Linked DNA regions of Mus musculus: region 2 is linked to region 1. The links are chromatin contacts, found by Hi-C or POLR2A ChIA-PET in ENCODE. All regions are on one chromosome and are shown on one strand. Each heading gives the region's core, a stretch centred on a gene start or an enhancer-like site at or near the end of the contact. The rest is flanking DNA. Distances are from core to core; before and after follow the strand shown.

The links. A loop is a pair of places that touch in the nucleus more often than their neighbours do. ChIA-PET counts read pairs that join two places held with the same protein, here RNA polymerase II (POLR2A).
Region 2: a loop to region 1 is called in a map of left cerebral cortex, with 2.1 times the contacts of the local background. The contact joins the promoter of 4933440N22Rik here to the promoter of Zfp239 in region 1. A Hi-C loop is called at or near these places in 16 of 37 maps with a recorded cell type or tissue (CH12.LX, T-helper 1 cell, T-helper 17 cell and 5 more). POLR2A ChIA-PET finds 5 or more read pairs at or near these places in 5 of 5 experiments (Patski and embryonic stem cell).

Annotation. Positions count from the first base shown.
Region 1 is chr6:117,860,928-117,864,991 of GRCm38, forward strand. Zfp239 (zinc finger protein 239) reads left to right here and starts at 1,954. Exons shown (of 4, transcript NM_001001792.2): 1 at 1,954-2,215.
Region 2 is chr6:117,906,034-117,910,097 of GRCm38, forward strand. It overlaps 4933440N22Rik, which reads right to left and starts at 2,172. Exons shown (of 2, transcript XM_017321877.1): 1 at 2,071-2,172; 2 at 1-1,808. The coding sequence starts at 2,172. The coding sequence ends at 1,077. It overlaps Hnrnpf (heterogeneous nuclear ribonucleoprotein F), which reads left to right and starts at 749. Exons shown (of 4, transcript NM_133834.2): 1 at 749-806.

The DNA.
Region 1 (4,064 bases), core at 704-3,203:
GTTAATAAATCTTTAAAGGTCAGTGCTCTTAACCACTGAACTAACTTTCCAGCCTCATGGTCAATTATTATTTAACATTTAGTGCCTGATTTTTTATAATCTTCAATGTATAAATTTAAACTATTTTAACTCTTTCTAATTAAGGTTTTCTTTACCACATAACAAAATCCACCTCTGATGACACACGTGTAGCCATATGAAGTTTTATTGTTGGGAAAGTTTTTATCATAATTGTTTTTTAAATGATTTAGCAAGTAAAGCATTGGTTTCCCTGGGGATAAGGTCATGTTAGTGGCCCCATCTCTAGGGATGATTTCTTACCCATTATTCTTGCCTAAGCTACCAGGAACATGTAAATAAGAAAAGGAATAAGAAGCCAGGCATGGTGGCACACACCTTTAATCCCAGCACTTGGGAGGCAGAAGCAGGTGGATTTCTGAGTTCCAGGCCAGCCTGGTCTACAGAGTGAGTTCCAGGACAGCCAGGGCTACACAGAGAGACCCTGTCTCAAAAAACCAAAATTAATAAATAAATAATAGAAAACATGCACCTTGGATTCCTAGAAAGTGGAAAGTGATACCATACATATTGGGTTTAAATGTTATAATCTATTTTTATCTGAATGCACAACACCTAATTTAAGCATTCCAAATAGCCTTGACTTTAAAACGATCGGCCTTTCCTAGCCCCATTCTGTTACTAGTTTCTGCTATGAAATACCTAAGACCCTCTGGGCAGAACAAAGTTCAGTACTCTGGTAACTGTTAACAGTGTGTCCAGGGACCTGGAGAGATGGCTTAGTAGTTAAGAGCACTGACTGCTCTTCCAAAGGTTTAATTCCCAGCAACCACATGGTGACTCACAACCATCCATAATGAGATCTGAATCCCTCTTCTAGAGTGTCTGAAGATAGCTACAGTGTAATCCTATAATAAATAATTAAATCTTTATAAAACAAAACAAAACAGTGTGTCCAACCTTCTGTGACACACCACTGTCCTTTACAAAGGCCACATTCAGAAGAACAATCGGGCTGTTCTGGTTAGGGTGCCTGTCAGCCAATCCTGCCAGACTGCGATCAATCCCCAGGATCCACGGAGAAGAAGGAAGGAGGTGACTCCTGCAAGTTGTCCTCGGATGGCCACACCCACGGGGGAAGGGCTTACACACACAGAGGGAAATATATGAACAAAAGATATTTGTAAAAAGAAGTCTCAAGTCTGAGGTTTAAGAGTTTTGTGATGGGCTTTCACAACGTTCCTGGGGACCATGTGGGCTACAGATTGGATGTTAATGTCACAGGTTTACCTAGAGATCCTTTTGGGAGACGACTGCACACTCAGAAAACACTCTGAAATCCTGTTGGTAAGTGAAACTTAGCGACATTTAATACTATTGATTCCTTAGAATTTCGTTGACATTTTCTTTCAGATTTAATGGCATCAATTTCTGGAGGGGTGGCTATTTTATGATTAAAATTATTTTTTGGGTTTGGAAGTTCACTGATCTATTAAGTCAACCTTATGATCCAGTTTTTAGTTCTTTATATCCAAATACATTATTGTTGATTCTTAAAAATATTCTGTTTTTAAGTTTGTGTGTGTGTAGGTTTGTACACATGAACACATTGTACATGAACACAGGCGCCTGAGTCCAGAAGAGGGTGTAGGGATCACTGGAGTTAGAATTACAGGCGTTGGTGACCTGCGCAATAAATATCTGGAGACTGTACTCCAAAGATAAGAGCATGGAGTAACCAGTGATCGATTCTTTTCTTTCTTTTTTAAATTTCGACACGGGCTTCTCGAACTCACAAACCTCCTTCCTCGGCCCTAGTGATGAGATTACATGCTGTGAATACATATACCACACTATTCACTTAAAGTGGTTATTAACAGCTTCAGAATATTTTTAAGGCTGAAGACAATTTTATAATGATTTTTTACCCTCTAGCATCATCATAACAAGTAAAAGACACCTTGGGGGAGTATTTTAAAACTGTATGTGTCTGCAACGAAAAGAGTGCACAACAACTTGAACTATTCAGGGCCAACCACAACCTCAAACTGGGGGCTCACAAGAGTGAGCCCATCGTCGCCGGAAGTGAGCTCGGAAGTAGCGCTTTCCTGCCCGCAGCCTTCTGGGACTTGTAGTTCGAATCCTCGATGATGCTCGGGAGTCCTGCGTTACCAGGTGTGGGTTCTACCTACAAGAGGTGAGCAGAGCTGGGCTGCCCCAGGGGTGGGCAGCGGTGTCCTGGTCCAAACTAGGGGGCATTACCACTCGGAGCCAGGCTCCGAGGCTGGGAAGGCTCCTTGCGGCTGCGATCCCACGTGCTAGCAGCCACGGTAACCCCCAAACCCCCAGTAACACCCCGTGCACCAGGCCACCCTCACGGAGGGCCAGGCCCCTGCAGCAGAGCAAACCGCAGCTCCGTAGACACCCTCCTCTTGCTTGACCAAGTTCTGACCTGGGTGGGTCCAATGATGATGTTGCTGGACATCAGGAGACCATGAGAGAGGCTCCTAGAAGAGACCCCTAAGAGTACTAAGGTTTCCGCTGCACAGCCCTCCCCTCTGCGACCTAGAAACCAGTCAGATTTCTGAGAGGACGGTCTGGCAAGGGATACTGGGTAGCTGTAATGCACGCAGTGAGAAGATGCACAGAACCTGAGAACACCCACTCCAGAACTTCAGTATTGAAATAGGTTGGTCTGAGGAGATGGGCATGTCAGAACTACCCTAGGCAGAATCTGCCCCTCCCTGAAAATATGACCATGCTTCAGGTGACTTGCAGTTTCTTTCACCAAAAATGCCTCATCTCTGAGCTAGATACAGCTTTTCTTTCTTAGAACAAACTAGGAAATCAGCATTGAGTATTTGCCTAGAGTGAGGTCCTTGTGGTCTTTCTCTTTATTGCCAAGCTTCATTGTGAGATTGGTATTTTATACAAGGGAACGAGAGCATTTGGGACCTTACAATATGTATCTAGCAAACGGTATCAACTGGTTCAGCATTGGGTCTGCTGACCCGGAAGTTCTATGTTAATTCTCACTACACTGCCTTGCCACCTTGTGAAGTACTCAAAACATCCAACCAAGCTCTTCTGAAAGGCTCTATGGAGCATTTTCTCCCTGTAGTCTGGAAGTCGGCTCTCCTATCGTACATTTCACTCGGTGTATGTTCCACGAGTTACTCTTCGTTGTTAAGACCAAAATATCTTGGGTAATGAGTTTGTAAAGAGCAAAGATTTGTCTGCTCAAAGTTCCATCGTTTTAGTCTGTCATTACTTGACTCAGTTTTGGACCTATGAAACAGAGTTTGGTTCACCTCATGTGGGAAAGACCTGGATCCCAATATCACTTTAAGGGTGCATCCCCAGTGACCTACATTCTTCCTACTAGGTCCTACCTCCTAAGGATTTGACCTCCTTACGTGAGATCAAAACTGTAGCTTGTTGGAGATCATTCCAAGTTAGTATATGCCCAGTCTAATGCTAAGTAGGAAAAAAAAAGAATATAAACTGAAGCTTTTCATCAAAGAACTCATGTTCTTGGTGAGCAGATTATATGTAGCCATCATACATATGATGATTAATCTTGACTGATAATTGAACTGAGAGATTCCTAGGAATTAGTGAAGCACACTTCTTCCTGAGTCTCTAAAGGTGTTTCCAGAGAGTATTGGATCACTAGGGCTCTAGCCTCTGGGATGTTTCATTGTGGATTAAAACCTTGAGACTAGGGCTGGTGAGATGGCTCAGTGGGTAGGAGCACCCTACTGCTCTTCCGAAGGTCCAGAGTTCAAATCCCAGCAACCACATGGTGGCTCACAACCATCCGTAACGAGATCTGACTCCCTCTACTGGAGTGTCTGAAGACAGCTACAATGTACTTACATATAATAAATAAATAAATCTTAAAAAAAAAAAAAAAAAAAACCTTGAGACTAGCCGGGTGTGGTGGCACACGCCTTTAATCCCAGCACTTGGGAGGCAGAGGCAGGCGAATTTCTGAGTTCGAGGCCAGTATCCTAATTAACAAAGTCAGAAATGAAAAGGGAGAC
Region 2 (4,064 bases), core at 922-3,421, 45 kb after region 1:
TGTTTTATAAACGTTTCCTTCATCACTGTAGTTCACTTATAACCAGAGATTATTCTGAACGGCCTTGTAATTTCTCCAGTGTTTATATAGACAGCAGCTCGCGACCATGCATTGTAGCCTCGGCCGCCTCCATGCAGAAATGGAGTTCGTAGGAACCAGCTCGTGTTCCTACGCCCGCCTAGGCGGCTCTGGAAGCTTCAAAAATAATCTTCACTTTAGCTTGTATCTCGACATCTCGCAGAGAATCCTCCCAAATTATTACACATCAAGAAAATCTGTCCCAGCGTTCACATAGTGCTGAGAGTTAGAAACTTCAGACAAATCCCTCCGGACTGCCTGAGATGCCCTTAGGCGGTCTTTCTTTTACATAAGACACCATTCTAGTTTTCCGCACGCATGCGGTCATTGATTCCTTTGGGATCACTTTTCGGGATGCGGAGACACGCGTGCAGAATTCAGCGTCCACCGACTCACCAGCCCACAGGTCTCTTTATGGACAACCCCCTCCACCTTGCTGTCTCCCCCCCCCCCCTCGTTTGCCCGCCCCCTCCCCCTGCTACCCCCCCCCCGCAATGTTTGCGCCTGCGCCGTCACTGTCCTCTCCGGGACTCAGAGGCGGGTCCACAGCTCTCTAGTCCCGCCCCTCTCCCTCCCCCGGCCAATCCTAGGCTCCGTTCTGGGCTCGTCAGAATGGCGCCGCGGCTGCCCTGTGCCCGGATGTCCGCTGCCTGAGGCTCCGCCCCATCACCGTCTTGCATCCTTCCGGCTCCGTCGTGGAAGGAGGACTGCGCCTCGTCTTCCTGAAGGTGGGGTTCGGGGAAGGCCAGCCCGCGGTCACGCCGGCTGTGGGAAGGGAAAGTGGGCTCCCCGGGCTACTGTTTCCGGGTGCTCGGGGCGTGGGCCGAGCGGGGAGCGGACCGGGGATCAGGAGGGCTTCCGGAGGCGCCGCTGGCGCTCGGCAGGCGGGAGTTGAGGAGCAGGCCGGCCGCGCGGTTGACTCGCCCCGCTGAGGCCGTCCCGCGAGCGCGCCTGTGGGGGTTTCCATGGTGACAGTAAACAAGCCTCAACTGCCTCAGCTACAACTGCCAAGTCCCCGGGGTTCCACCCTCCTCTAGGTGCTCTGAGGGCCGGCGAGGTCCGGATGTGAGTGGGAGCGTGGAGCCGAGAAGCCGGAGGTGAGGGCCGCCGGCGGGGTGTGCTGGCGCCTGGGCCCGGCGGGCGTTGGATGGCGGGCGTGGGATCCGGACTCGGAAGGAACGGGGCCGAGGTGGCCGCCGCACAGCCATAGCCGTGCGGAGGCTGCCCACGGAGCTGGGGACCGCGTGGCCGGGGTTTGGGGTCGGGAGCCGAAGTTCAGCGCATTTTCGACGGGGATTGGGCCGCGTGGCCGAGGTGTGCGGTCGGGGGAGCGGGGACTGAGGGCTGGAGTCCGGTCGGTAGGGCCGGGCCTCTGGGCTGAGGTGTGCGGAGGGCCTGGGAGACCGCAGCCGCGGCCCACGCCCGCCCGGAGAAAGCGCGGCTTTCCTCAGAGCCGCCCCCCCACCCCGCCCGCAGGCGCGGCTTCCTCGGCGGGATATTGGGGGGGGGGGTGAGGGTGGAGCGCTTCTCACCCACCGCGGCTTACGCTCTGTCAGCGGCCCCCCGGCAGGCCCGGGCGGTGGTTGTAGTTTGGAGAAAGACGAGCGGGCGCTCACGTGGCCCGAGGCGCCCGGAGTTTCACAAGACTGGGCGGGACGGCTCCGCCCACCGCCCACGCCCGGCCCGAGCGAAGCCGAGCGCCTCGCTTCCTCCTCGTGGCGGCCCGGGAGCTAGGAGCACCGGTCTGCGCCGGTCCCGTCCCCCAGAGGTATCGTGTTAGCGTGTGGGGTGCGGAGTCTTTGCCTAGGTGGGTTAGTCGGCCTTAGCCGCAGTTACGAGCACTTTTGTGCTGTGTTTGTGGAGCCTCACGTGTCTGGGAAAAGTTGAGGTGGGCCCGCTCGGCCTTCCCTCGGCGCGTGCTCTCCGGAGCCTTCCCGACCCGGCGGGATCGGAGAGGCAGCCCCATGTGCCCTAAGACTCCCACCCAGCGACCTTTTCTGCCCCTGCCAGTCCGGGAACAAACAAATGGGCCTCTTTCCTACCTGCAAGTCGGGCTGCGGAGTAAGCGGGCGAGCGAGCGCGGGTGGCCGCCATGTGGCTGTGCGGGATCGGTCTCCTGAACCTGGGCAGTTTTGTTTACGGAACTTTTGGGCTTATTTTAGTCGGTTTCCTTTAATGTTTATTTGTGCGTGGAGGTGAGGGGATAAGGTGAAGAAATGGATTTTTCCAGCACTGGGTCCTTGGGATTGAATTGAGGGTCCCTGTCACAATGATCTATCGCTCTGTCCAGGGGGTGGTTTAAATATTTAATTCTTCTAGTTGAACAAGACAGACGATATCTGGAAATAGTTAATACTTAAGTCTTTCTTCCCTTCGTGCTGCGGAGTGGAGGTCAAAACGTGGTTCAGTTCTTCCATCTGTGTATTCAGACTGAGCGCAGGTAGCTAAGGTCTGGCAAAAAGTGCGTTAGCCCATTGAACAATGTCGAAGTACTTTTGAGTACGCCGGGTGGCTATGCATGCTTTTGCGCTCAGCGCTCGGAGGTAGATCTCAGTTGAGAACAGTCTTACAGACCAAATCCTGACTTAAATTTTGAACTTTCTGCTTTTCTTATCTCCCTCGTGTTGCCATTAGTCTTACCAGCCTTTTTTTTTTTTTTTAAGTTACAAATCATTATGTAGCCACAGAGGATGACCTTGAATTCCAGATCACTCAGCTCCACCTCTAGATTGGAGTACTAACTCGACCACACCCCATTAGTAGTTACTGGGCATGGCAGGCTTTAGGCACGCTTTGTCAGCCCCATTCTGTCTGTATTATGCCCGTTTTTGTAGTAATTTTTAAAAAAGATTCATGGTTTGATTTGAAGGAAGGCCTGGGCACACTGGATCTAAAAGTAAATGCAAAAGTGATTACTTGTTTCTTGAGGTAGGGTCTAACTATTATATTACGCCTTGGCGCAAAATTACTGTATATTTAGATAAGGCTGGCTTCAAACTCAAGCAACACACCTACTTTTGCTTCCATAGTGCTGTGAATTGCTGGCATTAAAGGCATGTATCACGAAGCACAGCTAATACAAGGGGGTGTGTGTGTGTGTAACAGCTTTCTTTTGTTTTTCGAGACACGGTTTCTCTGTATAGCCCTGGCTGTGGCTGTCCTGGAACTCACTTTCTAGATCAGGCTGGCCTGGAAGTCAGAAATCCGCCCACCTCTGCCTCCCAATTGCTGGGATTAAAGGTGTACACTACCACGCCTGGCTGTATTTTGTACTTTTGAGATGTTTGGTTTTGTTTGGGGGGGGGGTTATTTTGTTCTTTTTGGATTTTCAAGACAGGGTTCTCTTTGTAGCCCTGGCTGTCCTGGAACTCTGAAATGTTTGTTTTATATGTGATTATATTTAAGACTTTAGTAAATGCCGAAATAAAACTACTGACCATTTGCTTACCAAAAAAATTTCAGTTCTCTGTGTAACCCACAAGTGAATGGTTGTGGGCAGATGATACCAGTAACATGGAGAGGTCAGAGAACAGCTTTTGGCCCACTTTGCTACTGTGTCTTCTGGGATAAAACTGGGGTCACCAGGATTTCAGCAGGTGCCTATCATCCCTTTCTCTTAAAAATTTTATTTATTTTGCTTTTGAGACAGGGTCTCTATGTTGTAGCTCTGGCTGACCTGTGGCTAGTTCTTTAGATCCGGCTGGCTTTAAACTCAGAACCTTCTGCTATTTCTTGAGTGCTGGGACTAAAGGGTGTATACCACTACTCCTAGGGTCTAAATTTTTTCCCCTCTGATGTTCTGAAACGGGGTTTGTCTGTGTAGCCTTGGCTGTCTTAGAACTCACTCTGTAGACCAGGTTGTCCCTGAATTTAGAGATTGGGCTGCCCCTGACTCCCAAGTGATGGGATTAAAGGTGAATACAACAATTTAGCTCCTTCTCAATTTCAAAAAGTGGAGTATGCTTGCTTTAGTCTTCCTTCCACTG